Regions from separate parts of the Homo sapiens genome. Here region 2 is linked to region 1. Evidence: read pairs that join two places in POLR2A ChIA-PET (ENCODE). Cell type or tissue: MCF 10A. All regions are shown on one strand. Links, peaks and the distances in the headings refer to the core of each region. The heading gives the core; the rest is flanking DNA. Region 1 holds the start of IFIT1 (interferon induced protein with tetratricopeptide repeats 1). Region 2 holds the start of LOC124902477 (a long non-coding RNA gene).

Region 1 (11,060 bases), core at 3,061-11,060:
CAGCCTTAAACTCCTGGCCTCAAGAGATCTTCCCTCCTCAGCCACCTGAGTAGCCAAAACCATAAGTGCATGCCACCATGTACCACTTCCTACCAAGAATTTTTCAAAAAACTAGGGAGGCATTTACTACTACAGGCCATGGAATTTTAAGATTGACTTATGTTACTTGGATCCTTGAAAGCGGGGAGTGACCAATGATGGAGATTTGGGAGAGTGGGGAGGCAGGGGAGTGGAGTCATTTAGATGACACCTGGAAAGCACAGGAGTAACACCTTTTTCAACTTTGTTGATAGTAAACAAAGAACGTACTTATTCAATTTAACCAGAGGAAACTACTATTGACTTTTCCCTGTAAACAAGGTGTGATTCAGGCTCACCTGGCCTCTGAATTCCTTACTTGTAACTGCCACAGAGCTTCTTGTAGGGGAGATTTGCCTCCATTCATGGAATTAATCTAAATGAGACATCTGAGGACATATCTCTACTAATTAGAAAACACAGAGACAATGTTCTTCTAACTGGACAACTCTAAGCTTTTGGTTTGGCTCAGTTCTGTAATTGTTAGTAAACTGACAACTATTTGCTCCTTAGCTACTGGTTACTCTTGGCAAAAAGAAGTAACAAGAGATTTACAGTCCTCTTGGCTGAATTCATCACAAATAAAATAAAATTACTCAGCTAGTTAGTAAGTTGTCAGGAAATTAGGTTTTATTGAATCAAATTCATTCATTAATTAATATTGAAACCTTCCCACCACTCCAGGTACTGGAACCAAAACCTTTTGCAACTGCATCTACTTAATAGAGTTTATGAGTCTGTGGGTATATGAGTGTGTGTGTGTGTGTGTGTGTGTGTGAGAGAGAGAGAGAGTGTGTGTGTGTTTGGATAAGCACCAAGTAAGTCTTAAAACTATTTTAGGCTGGGCGCCGTGGCTCACGCCTGTAATCCCAGCACTTTGGGAGGCCGAGGTGGGCAGATCATGGGGTCAGGAGATCGAGACCATCCTGGCTAACACAGTGAAACCCCGCCTCTACTAAAAATACAAAAAATTAGCCGGGCGTGGTGGCGGGCGCCTATAGTCCCAGCTACTCGGGAGGCTGAGGCAGGACAATGGCGTGAACCCAGGAGGTGGAGCTTGCAGTGAGCCGAGAGATCCCGCCACTGTACTCCAGTCTGGGTGACAGAGCAAGACTCCGTCTCAAAAAAAAAAAAAAAAAAATCTATTTTAACAACATCAATTCACCATACCCTGGGAACATAAGAGGGAATCAATAAACAATTATGGATTCATTGGCTGAATATCATCTAAAGTGCTGCTTTTATCAGTGGCTTCTACATGCAATATGGGCCAGCGAAGAAGAGAGAAAAAATTGGAGGGTATATAAAACTTATCTACCTGCTTGTATTAAAATGAAAACAGTGGATGGATAAATGAAATTTTGTAATGGTTACCAATAAGAAAGAGAGGAAAAGGAAAGGGACAGCAATAGGAGCCAGACTTCTCTGTGTTTGTTTTTGCAACCATGTCAATATTTTGCCTAATTATAAAACCAAATTTATATTTAGAAAAGCAATCCACATATGTAAGCTAAATGTTTTATCAATTAATTGTACTGAAGGCCCTTTTATGCAAAAGAAAATATAAAATAAATGGATGGGTGGATAGAGAAATGAGTGGATGAATAGATATGTAATAAGGTAAATATAGTAAAATGTTAACTGTAGAATCTAGTTATACAAGTGTTCATTGTAAAATACTCTCAACTTTTCTCTCTGCTTGACCATGTATAATAATAAAATGTTTGGATAAAAAGGGCAAATAGCAGTATCTAAAAAGTACAGCAAACTGAGACAAATTATCCAAAATATGTAGGGAATGGTGGATAAAATCACATAGGAAGGAAGGATTCCAAGTGATTTTTAAGTGCGCTGTAATTTGACTCTACATTTTTAATAGGATATAGCTTATAAACAAAACTAACATGGAAAAAAATTCTTTTTTTTTTGAGACAGTGTCTCGCTCTGTCACCCAGGCTGGAGTGCAGTGGCATGATCTCAGCTCACTGCAATCTCCGCCTCCTGGGTTCAAGTGATTCTCCTGCCTCCGCCTCCTGAGTAGCTGGGATTACAGGTGGGTGCCACCACACCCAGCTAATTTTTGTATTTTCAGTAGAGACAGGGTTTTGCCATGTTGGCCAGCATGGTCTCGAACCCCTGACCTCAGGTGATCCGCCCATCTTGGCCTCCCACAGTGCTGGGATTACAGGTGTGAATCACCGCGCCTGGCCGAAAAAAATTCTTAAACTCTACTTAGCACCATTCTGGAGGTGTTTTGTTAATTTTGTTATTCAGAGACGGTTGTTGGTGTATTATATAATAGATCACATGAATAATTAAACTGGCATCACTTAGAAAAGGAATGTTTAGTTTGGGAGGAAAAATATGTACGTAAGATTTTTTATGTTAAGTAAAAAAATCCAGTGTACCTGGGTTTGTAAGATTCATGTCATATTTTATCTTCAAAATATATACACAGTATCCATGTCATCTTCCTGGTTTTAATATTGTACTACAGCTATATAAGATGTCACTATTTGGGGAATTTGGATGAAAAGTACACAGGATCTTTTCTGAAATTTCTTGTGTCTATAGTTGTTTCAAAATATGCCTGAAATGTAAAAAAAAAAAAAAAATGAGCTAATAAAAATTCTAGTAGTACTTGAATAGGTTGCAGTAAACCAAACTGTGGGTCAAGGTGGGCTGAGTGATATCATGGGCTGAGAGGTCTCTTGAAGTTTCATGAGAAGATATGTAAATCATCAAATCATTTGCAACGAAGAATTTCTGGAGTCCAAGTCCTCTCTCCATGGATGCGACTGGAAGTAGTTTAGGAAAAATCTCAGAAGCCAAGAAAATAGTTTTCATACAGTGGTCAGAACACTGAGAATTACATTCCTCAGAAAATAGGCTATAGCTAAAAATATCTTTGTGATTGAATACATTCAAAAGAGTATATAACATGTAATTAGCAGAGATATTCCAATTGTTAAATGTTAAATTATAAATTAAAAAGAGAAATATCTAGAAACCTGACTTTTATAATTAAATGAAAAACGTGAGGAAAATCAAAGATGCAGGAACATGGAAATGGATTGATCGATTCAGTCAAGCCTTTGGTTTTTATGATTCTAGCATGAAAGCATCTTGTGTGTCTTTCATGTCACTACAATGCCTTCATTTAACTATGATTACCAAAAAACAAGTACAGTAGCAACTTCTGCAGTACAAACTGATGGAAAGGACTGCTGAGGAGACAGAGAAGCCCAAGGAAGTAGTACCACCTAGGGGCTGAATTTGTTTCTAACAAGAAATCAGCTTTTCATTAGGTAACCAGATCACTAGATCCTATTCTACCTGGCCATTAGCAAGCTGATAAGAGATTTTAGACTACAAGAGATGACCCTGGAAAAGACAGGGGAAATTTCTATGGAGCCCATTCCTTAATAAGTTGTGATTGGATATTTGAGACCCTTCAGCAGAAATGGCTTAGCATTTGTCCATATTATCATATTATAATTTTTAAAAAATACACTCAGAATAACATTCTTTTTCCATATCATCCTGTGAATGAAGAAGAGACTAAGGAATTCATTACCCATTGTGTAGGTGAGGAAACAAGGCATTGAGTCGTAAAATACTGAATCTGGGCCTCACAGAACAGGAAGTGGGTCCAGGGATTGAGTCCCATATCTCTCAGTCAGAGAATTTCAGACATACAATAGACATTAGGGATAATTGAGGCCCTGGTTCCCGGCTCAGGGCGCAGGTCTACATCAAAATCACCTGAAGATTTCTTTCTTTTTTTTTTTTTTTTTTTTTTTGAGATGGAGTTTCACTCTTGTTGCCCAGGCTGGAGTGCAATGAAATGGCACGATCTCGGCTCACCACAACCTCCACCTCCCGGGTTCAAGCGATTCTCCTGCCTCAGCCTCCCGAGTAGCTGGGATTACAGGCATGTGCCACCACGCCCGGCTAATTATGTATTTTTAGTAGAGACGGGGTTTCTCCATGTTAGTCAGGCTGGTCTCGAACTCCCAACCTCAGGTGATCCGCCCGTCTTGTCCTCCCAAAATGCTGGGATTACAGGCGTGAGCCACTGTGCCCAGGCTGAAGATTTCTTTTTAATACTGAGCCAGAGGCCTGTACCTAAGTATATGTTCAATTGTTCTGGAATGGGCATAGTTAGCATTATTTTTGAGATTTACCTGGCTGATTCTAATGTGCAGTGAGGGTTGAGATCTGCCAACCTATTCCAAATGACTTCTCAGCTGAGGAAATTGAGATTCATAGAGGTGAAGCAGTTTATCATAACTGGTCAGTCCCTTGCAGAGCCCAGCTTAGACTCCTGGGAATGAACTCACAACCTAGTGCTGAAATTTCATTTTCTAAATGTTTGATCCTCTCTGGTTCCCATTTTCTTTTTTATCTGTAAACACACACACACACGCGCGCGATTGGCTTTTCTTTCCTTAATGCTGTTCTATCCTGTGTCCCTCATGGGTTTGTTTAGCCCAAAGAGACACTAAGCAAGATTCTGAATACCTAATCAGCCTGGGCCATAGCCCCGTAGAACCAAGACTGCTGCCAAATTCACAGCAATGGCAAGATAAACTTTTTGTTCATATCTCTGCATGCTATCTAGTGCATTGGCAAATTGAAAACCCATTTTTTCCCATAAGAATTCCAAAGACATCTTGCTCCCCAAAAGATGTTTTCTAATTCATCTGTTTCAGCATTTGCTTATGGCCTGATCATGTATCTGAGTGCAAGACAAAACCTGTCCTATTAATTCAGAAATTCTTATTTGTGTAGAACTTTCTAACTAGTTGTTGAACTCTCTGTGGAAGCTTACAGAATTGGTGAGAGCTGACATGGGAGATGAGTCTGGCAGGGAGTTGAGCAGAAACTGTTTAGATCTGGCAGTGTGCCCAGTTAAGTGTTTCCAAAAGGAAAATACTCTTGCACCTGCTCCTCTTCTGCTTCTTATGTTAAAAGACAAAGTAGGTAGGTTTTTTTAAAGGAAACATTGTTTTTATATATTGTTATGATTATTTGAGACAGGGGCTCACTCTGTTGCCCAGGCTGGAGTGCAGTGGTGTGACCATGGCTCACTGCAGCCTCTACCTCCTGGGCTCAAGTGAGCCTCCCACCTCAGCCTCCTGAGTAGCTGAGACCACAGACACACACCACCACACCCAGCTTTTTTTTTCAGTTTTTTTGTAGAGTTGGGGTCTCCCTATGTTGTCCAGGCTGGTCTACAATTCCTGGGCTCAAGTGATCCTCCCGCCTTGCCTTCCAAAATACTGGGACTTACAGGCCTGAGCCAATGCACCCGGACAACAATTTTTTATTTTTTATTTATTTATTTTTTTAGACGGAGTCTCGCTCTGTCACCAGACTGGAGTACAGTGGTGTGATCTCGGCTCACTGCAACCTCTGCCTCCCAGGTTCAAGCAATTCCCCTGCCTCAGCCTCTCGAGTAGGTGGGACTACAGGTGCACACCACCACACCCAGCTAATTTTTTGTATTTTAGTAGAGAGGGGGTTTCACCATGTTGGCCACGATGGTCTCCATCTCCTGACCTTGTCATCCGCCCACCTTGGCCTCCCAAAGTGCTGGGACTACAGGCATGAGCCACCGCACCCAGCCAAGAATCATTATTTTTAACTTGATGACTGAAAATAATAATAATAATAGTTACCACTTATTTGCATGCTTCTATGTGCCAGGTAGTTGCTAACTATTTAAACTCAAATTCCATGAACTGTAGTGGAGGTTGTACTGGAATTTGATTCAGAATGACAGTGTCCATGATGGAGCAATAGAGGGCTCTCTATTTCAAACCATACCTCCTTGCTTTTACCTCCTGCCTAAGTCATCAGGGGTTAGAAGGCTTTCTAGGTATTGGTCTCTTTCCTTCATTCCTAAACCAGATTGGTTGCTTATTTCCGTCAAGCTGAAACCAAAAGTAAGCAACCAAAAAGCAACCAGCAACCAAAAGCCTTGTTACTCAATTAATTAAGAGTAGATTTTTATATTTGATAGTAGGTTCCTTCTAAATATAGAAACTGAAAATAGAGCTATCTCCTTCAATTCTCCTTTTTCTGTGTATTCATCCAGAATCCAGCCACCAACTGCCACAATAGGCAGCAATGGACTGATGTTCTTTAGGGAGGACGTGAATCTCGTTCCAAATGCTGGCCAGTCATTGGGTTTCTGCAGCACTAGAAACATCTATGGTTGCAGGTCTGCAGTTTATCTGTTTTAAAATAGAAACAAAGTTTCATTCCCCACCCCCCCCCGTCAGCAGGAATTCCGCTAGCTTTAGTTTCACTTTCCCCTTTCGGTTTCCCTAGGTTTCCAACTTGCAAGGACACACCCACAGCTTACACCATTGGCTGCTGTTTAGCTCCCTTATATAACACTGTCTTGGGGTTTAAACGTAACTGAAAATCCACAAGACAGAATAGCCAGATCTCAGAGGAGCCTGGCTAAGCAAAACCCTGCAGAACGGCTGCCTAATTTACAGCAACCATGAGGTAAGGATTTCTTTGCTCCTCTGCCATAATGTCTAAAGTTTTTGAAAAAATGGTAATTAAATACTATTTCAACAGGTTAGATCTCAGTGAGGTCAGGTTTTCTAATTCCTCGATTTGAGTATCTGCTTATGGACTGAATGTGTGCATGCATGTGTGTGCACGTTCACACATACATAAATTGTTTAATGCATTTTTATGTTTGTTAGCATGAACTTGAGGAAGCTTACCTCATGCTATAGCCCAAAGAAGGGGAGGGAAATGGGAAAAGAGTTTTGCAGGAAGGGAGAAAATGATCCCAATCTGAGAGATTCTTTCCCATCAGATTCACTTCTGTCTGATATGGGGAAGGAATGGACAGCTTGTCTGAGTAGAGGCATTGCTTTCTGCAGGTTCTTTACCACAGAGAAAAAGCAGGACCCACAAGAATGTGAAAGCCTCAGTCTTGCAGCCTCTCTGATGTCTTGTGGGTAATACAGTGGAGATGTGGTAGGAAAAGCTCACAGCCTTCCTCCATAGGCTTCTGGTCTCACTTTCTGCACTGCTGGCCTCTTACAACAGGTTTTCGCAATCAGGCTGAGCTTAAGATAAACAGATTGCCTCCTCCCTGGAAAATCTAGGCTCTTGGTACGTCCTTGACTGAAGATGATCCACATCTGCTTGGGAAGATCCGTATCTTCCTTACCTAAAGGGCCTAATGTGGGAATTTCTCAGCTGATTTAAAAACCATTACTTAGGCCGGGCAAGGGGGCTCATGCTTGTAATCCCAGCACTTTGGGAGGCCAAGGTGAGCAGATCGCCTGAGGTCAGGAGTTGGAGCCCATCCTGGCCAACATGGTGAAACCCCATCTCTACTAAAAATACAAAAATTTGGGCATGGTGGCACATGCCTGTAGTCCCAGCTACTTGGGAGGCTGAGGCAGGAGAATCACTTGAACCTGGGAGGCGTAAGTTGCAGTGAGCTGAGATTGTACCACTGCACTCCAGCCTGGGCAACAGAGCGAGACTCCGTCTCAAAAACAAACAAACAAACAAAAAATCCATTACTTAATACTGATTTGTAAATTTTCCCCTCAGTGCTCCAGTTGGCAAAATTTTGAAGAGGTAAAAATTCCAGAAAATGCACATTACAGGCCTATGATGAACCCTCCTCTGTAAACAGATGGAGTTGGTACTGATAATTAAAATAATAATAATATTAAATGTTATAAAGGTAGTTATCACTTCTTGAATTCGTATTAAGTGACAGCCTGGCTTCTAAAAGTGTTATGTAAATTATTCCATTTAATTCTCAAAAGATACTTATAAGGCAGGTACTTACACAGTCATGCATCGTGTAACAATGGGGATACACTCTGAGAAATGCAGCTGTTAGGCAATTTCATCATTATGCAAACATCAAACCTAGACGGTATAGCCTACTACACACCTAGGCTATAAACCTGTGCAGCATGTTACTGTACTGAATACTGTAGGCAACTGCAATACAATGGCAAGTATTTGTTTATCTAAACATATTTAAACATAGAGTACAGCAAAATTGTGGCATTAAAATCTTATAGGACCACCACCAAATATGTGGTCCTTTGTGGACTAAAATATCATTATGCAGTGCATGGCTGTATGATCCTGATTTTACAATAAGGAATCTTAGATTTAGAAATGTTAAGATCACACAGACAATAAGTGGTAGCTTTGAGATATGGATCAGGATCTCTACATTCAATGATATTTCATTAAACCTTTAAATCAATGTTTCCCAAAGGGTGTCAGTGGGGGCTCATGTGATTATTTCAGATGGCAAACTCATTTGCTTTTATGTTTTCCTGCTTTTATGTTTATGTCAATATGTACTACAGGAAAATATATATATATATATATATATATATATATATATATATATATATATATATAAAACTTGAATTTTATTCAGGTTAGCAATGTGATTTTTTATTGTGATAAAATACATGTAAAATAAAATTTATCATTTTAATTACTTTAAAGTATACAATTTAGTAGTATTTAGTATATTCATGATACTACTGTGCAATCATCATCACTATCTAGTTCAAGAACATTTTTCTCGCTATGTGGAGAAACTGCATAGCCATTAAGCAGTCACTCCCTACTTGCCTCTTTCCCCAGGCCCCAGCAACTGTTAATCTGCTTTCTGTCTCTATGGATTTGCCTATTGTGGGTATTTCATATAAATGGAAACACATACTATGTGGTTATATTGAATTTTTATAATTTTATATTTCCTAAGCATCCCTTTTTGAATATTAAGTTGGACTTTCTCATTCCAGAAGCAGGGCTCAGTCACCCTTGAGACAATTTCTAGTTCTCCACCTTTTTCCAGTTCCTCAATGTGATTGATCCAGATATCTGCTTTATATAACTACCTCCTGGTGACCACTTCCCTATAGCATAGCAGGGTATGACCTATTTGACTTGCCCCCACTGACCCCACCCCCACCCCACATGGACCAGGCAGATGTGCTGCAGTGACCACCTCTCAGTCACAGCATGACCCCTTGGCAAAATTGCACCTGCTTGCTCTAAACCCACCAAATAGAACTCTCCACAGGAAACCCACCTAGGTAACGCCCTGGCCTCCCATAAAGGCTTGGGCCCACATTCCCCACTCGCTGGTTGAGCAGGCATGTCCTCAATGGCTCCCCCTTTCCCATTGGCCCTGCAAGGCATATTACCCTCTTCTCTCTGGATCTGTAAGTAATAAGCTGCTTCTGTTATTTCACATACTATTTTTTTCAATTGCCTCCTTTGTATTTCACCTGACCAACACACTCAAACTCTTCTTTACTGGTCATGGCTTTCCGAGAGAGTGGCTGTCTCAGTAGAAATAAACTAAACACAGGTCAGGCAAGAACCACAAGGGCATCTGCCTGATATAAACAAGTTTCCTATAAAAGGGGACACCTAGACATAGATCAGACGCTTAGGCATTAGGCTGTTCATCAAAATAAAGAAGTATCCCAAGAAAGGCACATTGTAAATATCCATGACCAAATACCCTGAAGCTCTTTCAAGGCAGGGCTGTAGATTGTAGCCACTCTCACAGGAGAGACCTCAAGACAAAATTAGGAAAAAAAAAAATACAACAGTGACCTTTTGGATCAGTTTTTTTCATTTAGTGTAGTGTTGTCAAGGTTTATCCATGTTGTGTCATGTATCAGTACTTCATTCCTTTTTATGGCTACATAATATTCCACTTTATGGATATATTACATTTTTTTATCTATCAGTTGGTGAACATTTGGGTTGTTTCCATTTTTTGGCCATTATGAATAGTGCTGCTATCAACATCTGTGTGCAAGTTTTTATTTGAACACCTGTTTTTAAGTATCTTAAGTATATATCCAGATGTGGAACATCCAGGAATGTATACCCAGGAATGTGTCATATGGTAATATTATGTTTAACTTATTGAGGAACCACCACATTGTTTTCCACAGCAGCTGCATCATTTTACATTCCCACCAGCAATGTATGAGGGTTTCAATTTCTCCACATCCTTATTGCCTTAGTCCTTTTTGTGTTGCTATAGAAGAATAAGCAACAATTTCTAAGGCTGGGCAATTTCTAAAGAAAAAAGGTTTATTTAGCTCACAGTTCCGCAGCCCATACAAGAAGTATGGTGCTGGCATCTTCTCAGCTTCTGGTGAGGGCTTTGGTGCTGTGTCAAAACACACTGGAGAAGGTCAAAGGGGAAGCACATACAAAGAGGGTCTAAACCCAGGGGGCATCCTCACATTATAACAACCCATTCTCAAAGGATTAATCCATTCCCCCAAGAACCAATCCAGTCTCACAAGAATGAGAATTCACTCACTACTACTAGAATGGCACCAGGTCATTCACGAGAGACCTACCTCTATGATCCAAACACATCCCACTAGACCCTACCTCCAAAATTGTGACACTAGAGATCAAATTTCCGTAGATTTGGTGGGGACAATCAAACTGTATCCAAACCATAGCACTTGTCAATACTTGTTCACCTATTCTCCTTTTCTAAAATTATTATTGTAGCCAACTTACTGGGTGAGAAGTGATAGCTCATGGTTTTGGTTAGCATTTTTCTAGTAGCTAATGATGTTGAGCATCTTTTCATGTGTTTGCTAGTCCTTTGTGATTCTTCTTTGGAGAATTGTCTACTCAAGTCCTTTGCCCATTTTTAAATTGGGTTGCTTATCTTTTTGTTGATGAGCTGTAAATATACTTACATATATTTCTCCATACATGAGTAATCACATACATACAAATATATAAGGATTTGGTTCTTTATAAAATAGGGTCGTGTTTTGGACACTTCTTTACAATTCACTTTTCTTGATATATATGAAAGTCCATCAAACTCAAGTAGTTTTGATCTAATTCATGTAGTCTAGTGGCTACATAATATTCTATGGTATAGATATACCTTTATTTAACCGTTCCCT
Region 2 (11,399 bases), core at 1,551-9,550, 110 kb before region 1:
CAGCTGCATAGATTGCAAAAAGTTTCTCCCATTCTGTAGGTTGTCTGGTCACTCTGAAGATAGGTAAAAGAAAGAAGTTATAAACACTAGCTACAACCTTGTGCCCTGTCTTAGAAATGAAGACTAAACAGTTAACATCAGAATTCCTCTTTTGGTGGAGGGGAGGGAAGCATAAGGAATTCCTTTCTATTTTTCTCTTTGTTTTTTGTAAAAGAAATTAACTTGATACATTTTCTAGAGTCAGAGTAGAACATATTGTCCCTCATTATAGGAGGAAGATGAGAGGATGAGCTGAGTGTCCTCTGGAAAAATGGAAATGGAGTCAGAGGTAGGGGTTGCTGGATGAGCCAGAGGAAGCATTTGTGGCACTATGTGTGACTGTTTTGGGGGTACTGGGAAGTTAATATCACATCTGGATCAACACAAGTGGCATAAACACAGTGTCAATGTAGCAGGAGCTCAGGAGACCAGGAGCACTGGAACCCAATTTACCTAGGCTTCTGTAAAGCATCAACAAAGGCTCTGAGAAAACAGAGCTGATGGTTAAGAACATTTTGACACCCTGGAAAGTGTTGTGCTGAGAAAAATATTGTGAATTGGGGAGCTGTGAGGAGCCTGCTAGGGAAAGAAGAATCACAACTGACAGGACAGTACTCATAATCTAGTCAAAGGTTTTAGCCGATGTAAAGACAGATAACATGTGTGGGTATTCATTGAGATATTCCTGAGCTGTAGGTCATTTACAGCAAGAAGGCAGATTTGAAATAAAACCAGGTATTTTATTGGGCCTCATTTCTTCAAGATGCTCTGTGAACATGAAGAATTCATAGGGCCAGAGAGCAAAGGTTAACACACTACAGCTCGTGGGCTGAAACCAGTCTGCCACCTGTTTTTGTAAATAAAGTTTTATTGGAATTTGTATTGTCTATGACTGCTTTTACACTACTTTTACAGCACAGTTGAGTAGTTGATACATAGACCATACTGCCCACAAAGCCGAAGAAAATATTTACTATTTAGCTCTTAACAGAAAAAGTTTGCCACTGCCACTATAGAACAGCATTATAGACATAAGTCACATTCCTGGGATCCATGAGACACATAAAACTATAGGAACTACTGGAGTTTGTGTGCCAGTGGCCCTTGGACAAAAGTGCAGAAGCTCACTGGGGGATTTTTTGGTTATTTGAAATGATTTAACATTTCCTGTGAGATATAATTTAATTAAGTAATAATAAAGGTCTAAAGTAGAGCAAAGGATTGCTTTCTATTGTCTCTTTTAAAGAACACAGGAAACTCACCTTTTAATGTCCAAATGATAAAGAAAAACTTATATGTGGGTATCAACATTATCAATCATTTGGAGATGATTAGAGAAAAAACAGATTACCTCAATGGAGAGGAGCAGTGACGGGGTATGTGTACGGTGCCTGAGTCCAGACAGTCTTTTGTGTTGGATACAACTCTGCTCAGTTCTGAAAGGCAGCCCAGAAGTTAAAGAAAGAGACTGTTGGGTTGAACATCTGAGAAACTAGGACACATCATGTCTTTATAGTGATTTGATTAAAATATAAAGGATTTTTTTGGAAAATGCTTTTGACTGATGTCTGTCCCTTAGTATCCTGGGCTCACTGACCCTATAAACAATCCCGTTTATTGCTGCTGAAATCTAGCAGGTTGAGAGGAATTTTCCCTAATCCTTGAACAATGACAAGAGACTAGGGATAAGGATGGCCACCAGAACTCCCAGCAGGTACTGGAATTTCCGTGTCTGATGGGTGGGAGGTGACCTCTGTTGAGACAGACTTTATTGGAGTTTTCTTCCTCCTATAACACACAAAGATGCAGAATGAATTAATTTGTTGATGCTGCTGCATTATTAGAAGAGGCTTCTGGTGCTATGACTTCTGCCATCATTGCAGAAGTCAAGAATGCATTTTATTCTTTAATGTTTTCTTAAAATGAAAAGGCATTCTATCTTAAGAGACACTGCCAAAAGGCTCACATGACAGTGTCTGAGCTAGGTAAAGAAGTAGAGTTGAAACTGTCGGGGCTTTATAATAAATAATGTCTCAACTCAGCTAGGCTGAACTGTGTTTCCCAGAATTTCCTCGTGTTTTCAGTCAGGATGAGTCAGTAGACATTTTTGCATGTGATTTAGAGGGTGGAAAAGAAGCAACTATTTAGCCTTTTTATGCTTGGAACGTTCAAGCAGGTGTGTTTGTGAACCACAGAATACTATGGCCCATCTCCTGGGTTAACTCCTTGGTGTACCAGACCTGCAACTACTCCAACTTCCCCTGAATCCTCCTTCAGCATCTCTGAATCCTGGGCCAGGTGTGTAGTTAGCTCCATGATGAAGGGCTCCTGCTTCTCCTGCAGGAGGGGTTAGAGGCAGTGAGAGCTGACTTGGGTTCTAGTCCGTATTTGTGGAACTGCAGCTCGTGGTTGTGGTTCCAGCCTGTCCTTGTCCTGCCCACTGGACATTCATCCATCTTCCCATTTTTTCCACCTGCCTTATGTACTTGAAGCTTCAGTACCAGACATGAAATCAAGAGCCTTACAGAACCGGCTTGGCCAGCTCCCACAATTGCATAAGATCAAATACCCAAAAGAAACGTGTATATCCCTTCCAGTGGCTCTGCCTCTGTTGCTGGATCCTGACTAATACACAATCAGAGATATCGAGTGAAACTGGGATTAGAAAACTAGTGATCTACTTTCATTTCTGCCAATTCTGGCTCTGTCGTTTTGTGAAAATTATTTTACTTTTTTAAGCCTCAGTTTTTTTAAAGTATATGCCTTTTACCAAATGATCCTCTCAAATTTCATTCCAGCTCTAGGGCTATCAGGTGACTTGATGATTGTATGTCCAGATATACCAGATGCTTCATAAATAACTTTCTAACTGCAGTGTATGGAGATTATGTTATGATTGCATCTATTTTAATACTATCTTTGATGCTGAAGTACATAGCTTGTGTGAGAATAATGCCAGCTCAGTTCACAGTACAACCTTTCTACTCCATAGTATAATTTTGTAGAGGATGCTAAGCTTTAAAAGGTAGAGTTGTAAAAGGTAGGCTCTGGATAGGGCTGGGTCTAGATAGGTAAGGTAAGCAAGGCACTTAATGCACATTAAGAAGACACTCACTCTCACGTCTTGCAAATGTGTGGTCAGCACTTGAACTACCTGCAGAGTAAGTATCTCCTTAAATTTTATGCCCTAGGCCCTCACTCACTTCACCCTCATCCAAGTCCTGATTTCTAGAGCCAGACTGCTAGGTTTGAAGCAAAGATCTTCTACTTGCAAGTGTGATTGTAGTTACAGCCTCTGTTATTTTGTTATACCAGCCTGAGCTAAGACATTTCTCAACTTTTTCCAGAAACTCAATTAGCAGCCAGGCTCTTTAACAGCAGATAGACACAAATTCAAAAGTATCACACCACATTATGTTCCACATACAGTATTGGTTAACTATAATACACCAAGTAATGGCATTGCCCTATCTTGAGATATCTTTATGGATTAGAGGGGAACATTTTAAAATAAGAGCTGTAAAACTGTACTGTTGTAGAGCCTTAGATGATCAAATGACCTTAACCAAGTTTCTGATTAGTTTAACAGTATCGTTGGAAGAGACTTATTTTTCTGTCTACCAAACTGTAAGGCATTTGAGGGTAGGATCCATCTAATAATAATAACATATGCCAGTTATTTAATATTTAGTGGCTGCAAAGTGTTATTCTAAGTGGTTTGCATGTATAAAGTCATTTAATCCTGACAACTCCATTAGATTTTTAATTGAAAATTAGAATATCAATTAATTAATAATTACCATTATTATTCCCATTTGATAGATGAGGAAACTGCAACAGAAATACTAAATAATGGCTAGAGGAGCTAGCGAGTGGCAGGTCTGAGGTCGAACGAAGGCAGCCTAGCCCCCAGAGCCCTGTCTCGACCCTCCATCTCATTCACTGCTGAATCCCTAGTACTCACCCCAGAGCTCATCAGTTGGCTTCACTAAATGTTTATTGAATATATACCTAATGGCTGTTTTTATTAGATGAATGCCAAACCCAGTCACATAAACTTACTGTGTATTAAAAGAAGGAAGTATCCAGGAAATGGGGGTGAAAATGTCATTTAGAAACAGAGGAGGAAAGTGATGGAAGAATAAAGCCTGCATGCAGTAGGAAGGTTCGCTGGGAGTGGAGTGGCTGCAATACGAGAGGAAATAGCGTTACTGCATTTCTGCATTACTGCATTTTTACTTACAAGTGTGCGATCTTATACAAGTTATGTAATCCTTTTGAGTCTGCTTTCTCGTATTTAAAAAGCAGATAATCACAATATATATCATAAAGCTGTTTCAGAGGTTAAACACATATTTTAAGTAAAACACCTAAGAGGGTTACTGGCACATCGGTAGGGATCAATAAATGTTAGCTATCTTTAGTTTTACTTGCATTATACGCAGAACATTAGAGGCATGGAACAGTGTCTGACACATGGTTGAAATTCAATATATATTGACTGAGTGAATTAATGAATGAATAAAGATGGATCCATAAAGATAAATGGATGGCTAGATGGACAAAGTATGTTTTCTGAGTTCAGCTTCCCTAAAAAATACAGAGAATACAGAAAACAACCACTGAAAAATTATTGGCAATTATCTCTATATTGGAGGAAACAATTTAGAACAACCTCTGCTGGTCATGATTGGGTTCAGGGATATGACTGGATTGGAGGCAGTAAGGTGACTTCTTTCATTCATCTTCCAAGAAAACAAAGTACTACTATATTTGAACTTACCTGGTAACTTTTACTCTATGTTGTTGTCGTTGTTTTCAAAAATAAACAAACCCCTCCCCACTCTTTCCTTTCTCTTGTTTTCATTTGTGTTTTTTTAAGTGTTTCGTGCTCACTTACCTAAATTACAAAGGTAACTTGGAAACACAGGGGTCTACATAATACGAGGTATAAGGGATTATGTACTGCCATTGTGAGAACCCCTCATACAATCCTGCCTTTTTTCTTTAGTTTCCCTCTTTTTGATCAGATTATGCTCCTGGTGTAAATCAGGCTCAGGACCAAGAGCCCTGGTGGGACCAGCAAGAGGGACACAGCAGGAAAAAGAAGAACAATTCCTACCAAAGCATGTTACTAAGTTTCTTTCTCTCAGGAAGTAATAACAGGAATGTTTTCATTTTCTCAGTTCTAATGATTTCATACTGAAAGAGAAAAAATAAGTCACAAGACCAGTGATCTCCATGGCTGGATTGGCTCCAAGAGAAAAAATCCATGACAAGAATAGCTGGGAGTTGAGTCACTGTGCCCAGAAGTTCTGCAAACATGATTCAGGAGGTAATTCTCTCTGCTTTAGTGTAGCAGGAAGGTGTGGAGAAGGGTCCACTAACATGTATTAACAGCGTGCAGTTTGCCAGGCACCATCCCTGAGGCTTTTCTTGGTTTAGCTGATTTAATCCTTACAATAAACATCTGTGATAGGAAGCAGAGGGAAAGAGAGGTTAAGCAAGTTCCCCAGGGCCACACAACTAAAATGCTGCTCTATTTTGCTTCAGACCTGGAAGACCTGGCAATGTTATCTTAGTTTGGAATATTAACCAAAAATATAAAATTACAAAGACAGGCTCCAAATAGTTCTTTATGCTTTGGAAAAGTAAGAAGTCTCATAAAATATAATTGAATTGTGAAAAATGTAAAATCTTCAGTCTAGGTTAAAAAAAGTAATTATGGAAGAACACAAAATATATATTACTTACATATGTGTTATAGTAATATTATTTACATATGTTTATATTTTAAAATATGTAATATAAAATTACTTTTATATATAGTATAATTAAAAGAATGTACATGGTCTAAATATATTTTGATAAAAATAATATATAGTCTTCTTTCATATGCACACACACACAGAGACATATATATAATGGAAACATACAGAATGGTAACAGGTTTTTACCAACAATTGCTTGTAGCTAATGTAGAACATACTTGAGAAAATGGCTTCTGTGAAAGACCAGTTAGTACCAAAATAATCTGGCCCAGAAAAATAGCCACCATTCTTGACTACATTAATAGAAATAGAATAACCCCCAAAGGGAGATGAGAAGCATTCTAAAGTGCACTGATCATGAGTTTCTATGTGATGATTTGTGTCCATTTGGAGCTCCAGTGCTTTAAAGCTGAAATGAACCCTGGCCTTTCACCACCCTCCCTGCCCATAGTATGGTATATCCTCTTATTCCTTCCCTCTTAGCTTACTGAGAGTGTAATTTCCAACCAGTTAAGCCAAAGAGGACTATTTTCTAGAAAAGGAGAGAGAGAATGAATTAGCAGATAAATGAAGAGTGTGAGGGAGGCCTTTGGTGGTCCTAGGGTTGGAAGAGAGTTTTGGAGAAGCATTCAGGGATTTGCTTTCTACCAGGTGGCAGAATATAGGGAAAGATGGGAGTGTAAGGGGTTTGCATTTATGGAAGGATTCCAGATTTCTAAATGTATTGGCAGGAGCCAAGTTCCTGTCATGACCCTTGATTGGAGACCAGGGCTTCGAGCCAAACCACAAGGGATGATAGAGAACAATTGATAGAAAAATTCATTCATTTCCTGAGAAAGTAATAGGAAAATATAAACCCACAAACAAAAAGTGACCTTCCCATGCTCCCAGAGGGGTAACAGAATTGACAGTGGAAGGAGGGATTTTCCAGCCTAAACCTGGCCTATACACACTGTACTTAAGTAAGGAAGTGGGAAATGGTAGCCAAGTGTGAATTAAATAGCAACTCAACACCATTTTGGACAAAAAATGGGGCCAGGATTTAAGACATGGTGTGAAGCATCTGGTCAATTTCTTTGACCTGGAAATTCTAATTTCCGGAATGCATCGTATTGAAAAACCCACACAATTGTACAAAGACGGACATACAGTGATATTCACTTCAACATTGTTTGTAATAGTGATAATCTGAAAATGACTTAAATGTCCAGCAAAAATACATTAATTAAACATTAAAATATGCCTATTAAATGTTGTCCTTGAAAAAAAATAGCAAGATTATAAGTACTGACATGGAGAGATACCCAAGATTTATCATTGAATTGAAAACCACAGCTACAAAACAACATGGATGGGGAGTGATTAAAGCACATTATGATCCAAGTTTAACTTCAGACTTTTATTTTGTTTATACTGATGAATTTATAATATATAGATTTTTATTTTTATAATTAGAAAACATATGCAAAAAATTTAAGGGTATCAATGTGTAGCAAAGAAAAAAACAAAAGGAAGAATCTCCCTCCATAGTCAGGTAAAAAGTGAACGTGCTCTCAGGCAAACAGGAAAGGTTCCTTGAGACACTAGAAGGCAGGGGAGGGGTCTCCTGGGTACATTCTCCCTTCGCCTCCCACTGCCTCGCCTGGCGTTAAACACAGCTGGATTACATTTCTGCTTTCAGAAGTTTGCACTCAGAGTGACGGTCTCTCCTAGGAGGGGACCCTCAATTCTAATTTTGTGATCTGCCATCTCCAAACACTGTCCCCATTTTAAGTTGGTCCCAGCTTCACCCATTCATCTCCAGTCAGAGTTTCTCATGTTGGTTCTGCTGATTTCTGCTACTTTTGACCGTAGCCCATATTTATGTGTCGGTTGGAAGTCTGAAGTTTTCTTCACCATCTGGTTTCACTAAAGATAGAATGTGTGAGGATGTTTTATCTGATGCCTTCTTCCTCGTTATTATTCCAAAGTAGAAATTTCTGACTAAGCTGCTCCAGTGTTTTTTAATGGTATCATTTCTGAAGTTGGTTTCAATGGCCAATTTTGGAATTCATGGCTGAATATTAATTCTGTTTACCTCTTTGCATTCCAGCTATTATAATCCCAATTTACCCTAAAGAAACTCTTGCCTCAGATATTATAGGTGAAAAGTCTTAAACAAAGAAGTACAAGAAGAAAAAGCACGTTAATATATTTCCAACTATGGTCATGCCACAGAGGAAATAATAAATAACTTTGGTTTTAAAAACAGTGGCTATTTATGATTTTAAAAAGAAGGCAAATATTTGTCTGTTAAGTATTTGCAACTCTTGAGAAGGATTCCCTCCTTGACCAAACTTTAGGCAGGTTCCTTTTTAGTCAGAGCCCTCTTCTTGACTAGGCCTCAACATGGCTCTCATCCTTCTCCTTCAGAGACCAGTTTTAGCAAAGAATCCTGCTGAGCCACTTTATCAAGAATGCCCCCCCACCCTGATATACAATTAAGTACTTCTTTCCCAGGCCTTGATATCTAAGCAAGTTCTTTTTAGTAATTTTCCATCCACTCCTTCATCCGGCCTGTTGACTACAAATCCACACTTGTTGTATTCAGTGTTGAGTTTAGTCTTTCTCCCATATTGCAATAGTCTGTCTCTCTCATTGTAATAGTCTTGAAAAAAAATAAAAGTCTCTCTTGACATTTTAACAGGTGCCCACTGCAAAATTTATCTTTAACTCCACAAGGTTGCTATCAATACTCAACACTTTACAGATGTGGAAACTAAGGCTCCAATAGATCAAGTAATTATCCAAGGTCAAACCACTGGTAAGTGGTAGGAACAGATGTGAACTCAAGCACTGATATTCCAGAAACCAAACAAACACTTCGCTACTGCACTTTTTGTCTGACTTTCTCAGCTCAATAGTTTGTGAAAACATCTCAGTTTGGAACCAGTTTAGGTCATAAATGCCAGTTTTAGGGAAAGTATTAGGCAGGATGTATGATGATGGTATTTGGCAATAAGCCACACTATTGGGGTATGAAATCCAGTCCTCTGGCATGAACATCATAGGGCCAGCTACTGAGAACTATACATACTATCCCTACTTAGTGTTCCTGGCTGAGATATTCAACCCTGGCTCTTGGTTCTCCATCAGAATAAACAGTTATGGTACTATTAGAGTTTTCCCTTTAGTGTTCCATGTGCATTCACATGCAGGGTCTACACTGTTGCTGTTGATGAGGCAAGAGTTAATCAACTTTACTCTTCTCATTCCACAGAGATGGAAACCAAGGCACAGAACTACTGTGACTTTCCCAGAACCTCAGACCTAGACTGGTTTGCACCTTGAACTTGATTCCAGGATATGGATTCATGAAATGTTAGTCATCATATTTCATACTGAGAAAGGTCCTGGAAGGATCATCCAGACCAACGATTTTTATTTCTCTGAGCATAAAACTGAGACCTGTTTTATGATTTATCTAATATCACAAACAGTTGGTGACAGAAGTAGGAAATACAGCTGAGGCCAAAACTCATTCTGAACAGCAAATGAAAACAGATACTTTTGGCCGGGCATGGTGGCTCATGCGTGTAATCTCAGCACTTTGGGAGGCTGAGGCAGGCAGATTACCTGAGATTGAGAGTTTGAGACCAGCCTGACCAACATGGAGAAACCCCGTCTCTGCTAAAAATACAAAAAAATTAGCCGGGCATGGTGGTGCATGCCTATAATCCCAGCTACTCAGGAGGCTGAGGCAGGAGAATCGCTTGAACCCAGGAGGCAGAGGTTGCGGTGAGCCGAGATCGTGCCATTGCACTCCAGCCTGGGTAACAAGAGCGAAACTCCGTCTCAAAAAAATAAAAAAAAAAGAAAGAAAGAAAACAGATACTTTCATCGAATCCATTATGTGCCAGGCACTATTCTAAGAGCTTCACAACAAGCCTATGAAATAGGTGCTACCACTCTTTACAGATGAAGAACGGATGCAAGTTCACACAAGCAGTGCATTTCAGAGTTGAAATCAGAAACTATATAGTTTAGATCCAGAGACTTGCTGCACTTAAGGAACACACTGAACAAGGGAAGTTCTAGAATTGGGCAGACCTGGACTTCTGTCCTTGGGCATATCACTTAAGTTCTCTGAATCTTCTCTTACTCATCTGTTAAATGGCCATATTTCACATGAGTGTAAAATGGAGTAAATTAGGTAAGTCCTATAAAGCCCTGAGCAAAAATTCTCAATCAATATTAGTGTTGAATTAAGTTTCACTTAAAGCTGCCTCCTTGCATATTTTAAGTTCACCCTGACAGTTTTTCTGTACATAGTAAACTATAACCTAACTGGATGTGTAAACAGACTGTAACCTACTCCTGTGCCACTCACAGTTTTGGCCAATCAAAGGTGGCCAACCATTCAAACCATGTTAAAATAAGGCAAATGCTGGGCTGTAACCAACACTTCCATTTCTGTACCTCACTTCTGTTTTTTATAGGTCATTTTCCTTTTTCTGTCCATAAATCTTCTACCAGGCAGCTGCACCGGAGTCTCTCTGAGGCCACTCTGGCTCGGAAGTCTGCCTGATTGGTGAATAATTCTTTGCTCAATTAAACTCTACTAAATTTAATTTGTCTAAGGTTTTTCTTTTAACATTAGCTACTGATGTCACTATTAATATTAGCTAGTGATGACAACAGTTCTCCGGAATCCACCCTAGTCCTGTGGTCATTTTTAGATTTCTGGTTCTCTGACCACTACATTGCTAATCCTCCTTCTAGTAAATTTTCATCTACCTTGAACTTCCTTACACACTATTCCCCCTAAACGTTGTTCCAGTTGAGTGCCCAGCCAGAAAGATTAAAGCTCTCCCTGCTGAAATCTCCTTTCCCTCCAGCAGGAAACCAGTGTAGTTATGTTGTTTGTACTTGCCAGGATACACTTCCATTTCATATTTGCAAGTACACATAAAGGTATCCTTCATCAGCAGCACAGTGCTTCCTTTCCTCTGAATCTGCCATCAGCTCAGGCAGATTTCTAAGCAGCAAATCAGCCTTTGCCAGAACACTGCAGGACACCAGTGCAGCGCCCAGCCTGCGACCATGAGGTAAAGGATTTTTTCTTGCATTTATCCCTTGAAATTATGTTGTGTGCCTTTGAAAACCTCAAGGTAGATTTTCTTAGGTGCTGGATTTGGGCATCTGCTTAAATATTTAACATATCTTAGAGAATACTTGTTTCTTGTTAATTCAGGCATTTTAAAATCTGTGGCGCTTCCAGACTCATATCAACATTCCCTGATGGAAGCCTTTAGCAATCCTAACCAGGAAGTGGCCAGAGCCTGGAGCCAGAGACGAACGTCCCTCATAGGAGGGGTTGCTGGAGGAGGAGGGGCAAATCTATTTCATTCTGTCCTTGCAGGCACATTTTCATCAGTTAATGATGCAAACCAGGCTGAAACGTTCTTAACAAGCATGTGTGTTTCTGTTTTTCATTTGAAAGTCAGGAGCATGAGGCTATATTCATCATAGAGGCAGGGTTTCTCTGTGTCAGAGCTCAGCATTGGCAGCTCTAGCAAAGGACAGGCTGCATTTAGCTGGTTCTTTTCT

What was found. ChIA-PET counts read pairs that join two places held together with the same protein. Peaks named below come from ENCODE experiments on the same cell type or tissue, not always from the same donor. Only the 100,000 strongest peaks of a DNase experiment are listed, where the experiment ranks them.
Region 2: POLR2A ChIA-PET joins it to region 1 with 10 read pairs; 14 of 35 experiments call an interaction of 5 or more read pairs at or near these places.

What each region holds. Positions count from the first base shown.
Region 1 is chr10:89,386,118-89,397,177 of GRCh38, forward strand. IFIT1 (interferon induced protein with tetratricopeptide repeats 1) reads left to right here and starts at 6,506. Exons shown (of 2, transcript NM_001548.5): 1 at 6,506-6,600. The coding sequence starts at 6,596. It also overlaps a transcript of LIPA not described here. RefSeq lists a silencer at 5,341-5,502 and enhancers at 6,055-6,104, 6,335-6,384, 7,186-7,235. In MCF 10A, for the core only: a CTCF peak has its summit at 3,346 (motif pointing left); a DNase peak (open chromatin) is centred at 6,424.
Region 2 is chr10:89,272,995-89,284,393 of GRCh38, forward strand. LOC124902477 (a long non-coding RNA gene) reads left to right here and starts at 10,680. Exons shown (of 3, transcript XR_007062233.1): 1 at 10,680-10,897. It also overlaps a transcript of LIPA not described here. In MCF 10A, for the core only: no CTCF peak of the experiment used is centred there; DNase peaks (open chromatin) are centred at 5,357 and 6,587.